Regions from separate parts of the Homo sapiens genome. Here region 1 is linked to region 2. The links are chromatin contacts, found by Hi-C in ENCODE. All regions are on one chromosome and are shown on one strand. The core of a region is the stretch at or near the end of the contact, and the rest is flanking DNA. Distances in the headings are between cores, read along the strand shown.

Evidence for each region. A loop is a pair of places that touch in the nucleus more often than their neighbours do. Pooled maps may share reads with other maps.
Region 1: a pooled map shows a loop between it and region 2 (17-fold over the local background). The contact joins the promoter of TCFL5 here to the promoter of OSBPL2 in region 2. A Hi-C loop is called at or near these places in 10 of 50 pooled maps.

What each region holds. Positions count from the first base shown.
Region 1 is chr20:62,860,260-62,863,078 of GRCh38, forward strand. It overlaps TCFL5 (transcription factor like 5), which reads right to left and starts at 1,563. Exons shown (of 6, transcript NM_006602.4): 1 at 765-1,563; 2 at 1-49. The coding sequence starts at 1,411. It overlaps LOC105372717 (a long non-coding RNA gene), which reads left to right and starts at 1,176. Exons shown (of 4, transcript XR_936989.4): 1 at 1,176-1,282. RefSeq lists silencers at 982-1,131, 1,632-1,821, 1,872-1,971 and an enhancer at 1,356-2,010.
Region 2 is chr20:62,237,189-62,239,888 of GRCh38, forward strand. It overlaps OSBPL2 (oxysterol binding protein like 2), which reads left to right and starts at 1,333. Exons shown (of 14, transcript NM_144498.4): 1 at 1,333-1,409. RefSeq lists a silencer at 1,061-1,460 and an enhancer at 2,158-2,700.

The DNA of each region.
Region 1 (2,819 bases), core at 313-2,812, 620 kb after region 2:
AAGAGGAACATTCATTAGTTCAGATGGATGTCGAATGAGAGTTACCAAACTGCCAAGACAAAAGAAAGCCCAGAAGTGTCAGCAATACGTGGCAGACAAGCATCCACCATCCCACTCCCATGGCTCTGGCTAGTTTTTCCAGACAGCAACCCAACTCTCATCCTGGAAATCTCTACACAACAATTAGCAACTATCGCTGCTGTGGAAGTCCTCCTCTTCCTATGGAGGAAAAGCAAAACTGCGCCACCTCCCTGCTCTCATCACATCCTGACACCAATCTCACTTTTGCCATCCTCCAGTGTGACCACGATGGGCAACTACAGGCTGGGATGAGCAGAAAACTGCGGACGCAGCCCCTTCCACAGCCATCCCTGAGGGTCGCCAAGGGGGCGGCTGCAGGCTGGAGCCTCATTTTAGAGCTCAAAGCCTGCAAACCCCCGTCGGGCCTTCCTAGGCTTCCCTGACATCCAAGAGTGCCACCCGGAGCACATGGTTCCCAGGAATTCTGCGCGCTCGGCCCCACTCCAGGCGGGGCCACTGAGGGAGGGGGTGTTTAGTTTCTGGAAGTACCTGCTCCCCGGGGCCCGCACAGCGCACACAGCCTTTCGGGGCGGCCCCAGACCCGGTGAGGTCCGCGCCCTGTGCCGCCGGGAGGGCAGGCTGGGGGCGTGCACAGCGAGGGCCCCCTTTGCCTCCGCCCCGGCCCCGGCCCCGGCCTCGGCCTCCACCCGGGCCCCGCCAGCCCCCGGCCGCCGGGCACGCACTTGTTGAGCGCCCCGCCCGGCTCGGGGGGCTCGGGGCCGCGCGGCGCGGGCGGCGGCTCGGCGGGGATGCTGTTGAAGCGGTCCTCCAGGCGGACGCGCACGGCCGGCTTGGCCCGGGCCTCGGGCGCGCCGTCGGGTCCAGCCGCAGCCGCAGCCGCGCCCGCGCCCTCCTTGGCGGCGCCGTCGGCCCGGGCCCTCGCTCCGTCCCCGCCGCCCGACGTCTTCTCCGCCGCGCCCGCCTCGCTTAGCAGCATCATGCGCAGCTCCTGGAAGTCGATGTGGCCCAGGCAGGGCGCGTCGGCCGCCAGCGCGGACGGGCACAGCACGGGGTACACGGGCGCCGCGCCCCCCTGACCGCCCGCCGCGAAGCCGCCCGCGCCTGCGCCCGGGCCCGCCGCCGCCAGCAGCGCCGAGTTGAGGCGCGTCTCGAGCTCGCCGTCAGCCGCCGCCTCCATGTGCGAGCAGAGGATGTGCTGCAGCTGCGTGTACTCCACCTCCGTCATCTCCACCAGGCTCAGGTCGGTGGTCGTGAAGCTCAGCCCCGGCTCGCCCAGCGCCGCGTCCCCGCCGCCCGCGCCCTCGACGGCCGCCTCGCCGCCTGCCGCGCCTGCCTCCGGCGGCGGCTCCCGCGGTCCGGGGCCCGACATGGCGGCGCGGCGCGGCCCAACGGCGGCGAGGGCGACGCGGGCGGCGGGCGGCGGGAGGCGGGAGGCGGGAGGCGGGAGGCGACCCCCGGCCCGAGCACTACTCTGCGCCGGCCACAGCCGGCGCGCCGTTGGGGGAGGGAAAACCGCTGAGTGCCGCGCACAGCGCCTGCGCCGCCCCGCCCCGCAACGGCAACCCCACCCCTGCGCCAGCCCCGCCCCCTCCGTTACCCGCCGCCGCCGGCCCCGCCCCCGCCCAACCGCCCGCACGCCCGGCCCCGCCCCACGTCGGCGGATGCTTGCGCGGAGGGCCCGCCCCCACGGCCCAGCCACGCCCCCACAGCTAGGCCACGCCCCCAGCTCAGGCCACGCCCGGTTCCCAGCCACGCCCCTGCTGCCCGGCCACTCCCCGCTGAGGCCCGGCGAGGGCGGCTGCGCTGGAATCAGCGTGATACCTACGCGGTGACACCCTGGGGAGAAGCCACGTCCGTGCGTGCACGTGCGCCCCATTACAGCGGCAGGAATGAAGACGTTGTCAAAACAGCTCCCTGGACCCACAGTCCACAGTGCCCAGGCCATCCGCTTCATCCGCGTAAAATGCGCAGCGCATGGCCGGGTTCTGTGGCTCATGCCTGTAATCCCAGTACTTTGGGAGGCCGAGGCAGGTGGATCAGGAGGTCAGGAGATCGAGACCAGCCTGGCCAACATGGTGAAACCCCGTCTCTACTAAAAATACAAAAATTAGCTGGACGTGGTAGTGCGTGCCTGTAATCCCAGCTACTCGGGAGGCTGAGGCAGGAGAATCGCTTGAACCCGGGAGGCGGAGGTTGCAGTGAGTCGAGATCTTGCCACTGCACTCCAGCCTGGGCAACAGAGCCAGACTTCATCTCAAAAAAAAAAAAAAAATGCACAGCGCGACGGTGGTGGTACATTCCCAGCGCTGGGCCCGCCTCCACCGCTGCATTCACCACCGGTCTCCTGTAGCAGTCAGCACACTGCCCCTCCCCCGCCTGCAGCCACTAATCTTCTGTGTCCAGGAGTTTGCCTAGGCTGGGCCTTCCCTGTTAAGGGAACTATGCAATATGTGGTCTTTAAGAGACTTATTTTTGCAATCTTGAAATAATTCCTGTACTTAACCTCTCACCCACATTCCCATCTCACTCAGTGGTTGTCTGTTCTCTGTCTAGGCATTAGGACACTTAAAGGCCTGTGACTTGCACATCGTCTTCTAAGCCGGGTCTGAATCTTTCGCTCATTTCATCACAGTTTAGACACAGACCAATATATTACAATGATTCAACGATGGGCTATGAAAGCTCAGCCATGCAAATCTAAACTCACACATGTATACATGAAAATAATATATCAGTTTTGGGCAAAACATCAGGTTTCAGAAAACACTACCAAGGAG
Region 2 (2,700 bases), core at 83-2,582:
CCTGCTAGGGGCAGCCTGGAAGTGGGGAGACAAGGCCTGAGGAGGGGGTGCAGAGGCCCAACGGGGGCTGGCTTTGCTGCAGGACGCACTGCGGGGTCACGGGTCATCTGCCAGAGCTCTCAAGGCCACAGGAAGCCCAGGACTCTTGGCTTTACCTCAAATGGGCTGAAGCAGAAACAAGCATGTGGTTCACGTAACTGAAAAGTCAAGGAAAGGACCTGCTGAGGTGCAGCAGGGTCCACGTGACCCGGCCGTGGTTGCTCCGGCTTTCCTCTGGGCTGGCTTCATTCTCGTGCAGCCCTGTTCTCGGGTAGTGAGATGTGGAAGACTGGCCCCTTCCCTCTCTCACCTAACCCAGCTCTGGAGAGGTCTGTGGGCAGATGGGAGAGTCATTTGACTTCAGCCTCCCCTCCGGTCTGAACTCTGACCCTACAGCAAAAGTCCCAGGACTGAGCCTCTTTGGCTAGAACTGGGTCACAGGCTGACCCCTAAACCAACTGCTGTGACTATGTAGCCAGCCTGGTTTATGCCACTCCACTCACCTCAAACCAGACCCATGACTTCAATGAGATGTTGACAGGGGAACCCTGGTTTGCAGATGAAACTGAGTGATCACAGACTCAGAGAGGTTAATTAATTTGTCCAAATCCACACAGCTGGTAAAGAATGCAAGCTCCAGGTCTGATTCCAGAACTTCTGGGCTTAACCCTGGAGCCACTGTAGGTCAGTGGGAGTCCAAAGGGTTTTAAGTATGGTGGTGAAACGGTCGGGGATGCAGCTGGAGGGGTAAATTGGCGCTGGATTTTGGTTGGCGGTGAATGGCATGCAAAGGAGGTGGACGATATTCAGGATTTGGTAGGACAGTGGAAGCAGCTACGCCCCAGCTATCGCACGGTCCCCAGCATTTGTAGGAAAAAGCCCCCAGGGCTTTGGGTAGCCTCGCAGGCCCGCACTGCCGCCAGGACGCAGTGCACCTGAGGGCGGAGCACCCACGCCCCGGGCCACCTGACTCACTGTTTGTCAACTCTGCTCTCTGCAGCCACGCCCTTTCCTCCTTGCCTCCCTCCCCTTTTGGCTCAGGGGCGGCATAACCCCGCCTCTCTCCTGCTGTGACTGGCTGTCCTTGCCGTCACTCCGCTGCGTGGGCGGGGCTCTGAGGGGGCACAGGTAGAGGCCCTTCGCGAAGGGATTAGCATAGTCCCACCCCCCGGCGCGAGCCTCGGGCCGGGCGCTGATTGGGCAGGCAGCGGCCGACGCGGCGGCGCCGGGCGCAGCGAGTGGCGGGCGCGGGCTGTCAGTCGGCGAGGCGGCGGGCCGCACTTCCGCCTCGGTGTCAGTGGGTCGCGGGCCTACGGGGCGGGGGCGGGGCGGCAGTGAGCTCGGCCGGCAACCGAGGGACCCGCGTCCAGGTGAGTGGCCCCCGCCGCCGCCACGCGAAGGCCCGGGACCCCGGCGAGCTGCGGGGCCTGGGCCGCGGGCTGGGGCTGGAGCCGGGGCGGGGAGGGGAGGGCGGGCCGGGCAGGACCCGGGTCCGCAGGCCGCCTCCAGCCCCGGCCCCGGCCCCGGCCTCGACCCCCACTGGGAGGCGCGCCCGGCCTAGGCCGCAGCCTGGCGCCCCGGGGAAACTTTGGGAGGAAAGTTCCGGCCGGGCGTGGGGCCTGGGCCTGGGTCCCGCGGCCCCCGCACCCTTCCCCCTGCGGTCGCCCGGCAACTGCGATCCCGGGACCCCCGGCCCGGCCCCCCCGAGATCCCCAGCCCCCCTGCTGCCCCGCTGAGCAGGAAGTGGGGACGGGCGCACCTGCTCGCGGCCTCGCCCTCTCTCACCACCTCACCGGGAACAGGGAAGGATTTCGTGCGCATTTAGGGCGATCCTGTAGGTGAGGAGGGCGAGTTCCGCCGGGAAGAAGGGCAGGGAGACGCAGTCCCACTCCGACCCTGGCCTTCTTGTCCCGCAGGCCTGTGTGCACGTCGTCCCGGGGAGGGTGCCCGCGAGCCCTTGTCCGTTCCCCTGGGCTCTGTTTTTGTTTTTAATTTATAAATCTTAGCAGACTACACACGGTTGAGAACTTGCTACCTAAAACCTATCTTTGGTAATGTAATTTTAAGAGGTTCCTTCTTTCGCCAGTTATATTTTGGTACTCAGAAGAATACGTCTTTAGACTTTCCAAGTTTATAAGCCCAGACCAAGACTGTTAGGTCGTCACAGCACCTCAGCCTCCCCGCTTCATGGGAGGACCGGCGACGAGGCAGTGGGTGTCGGGGTGTTGCAGGCTCTCCTGGGGTGAGGGTCACCTCCCAGGGGCGTTTCTATCTGAACCGTCCTCTAGGACAGGCCCTGGCCTAGCCTGGCTCCGGCAGCTTTGGGATGACTGCCCGGAACACCTGGAGAAGGGGTCCCATTCGGTTTGGTTGGATAGACGTTTCTCGAATGCCTGCTGTGGGCCTGGCTGGGTGCTGTGCGGCCTTCCCACCAGCTGGATGTGTGGTGAGGACAGCGGAGAGTTGAGGAGCCCGGAACTGGTGCAGGGGCCACATGCTGGGAAGCCACGGCCGTCCCTGCTGCCCTTCCTAACTCGTGCCCATGGCCTCTTTTCTGGCTGTCAGCCTCAACTCCTTCATCCGGACATGTAGCACTTTGCTGATAAGAGAAGCAAACGAGATCATTTTCTTGTTTTATGTTTTGAGATGGAGTCTCGCTTT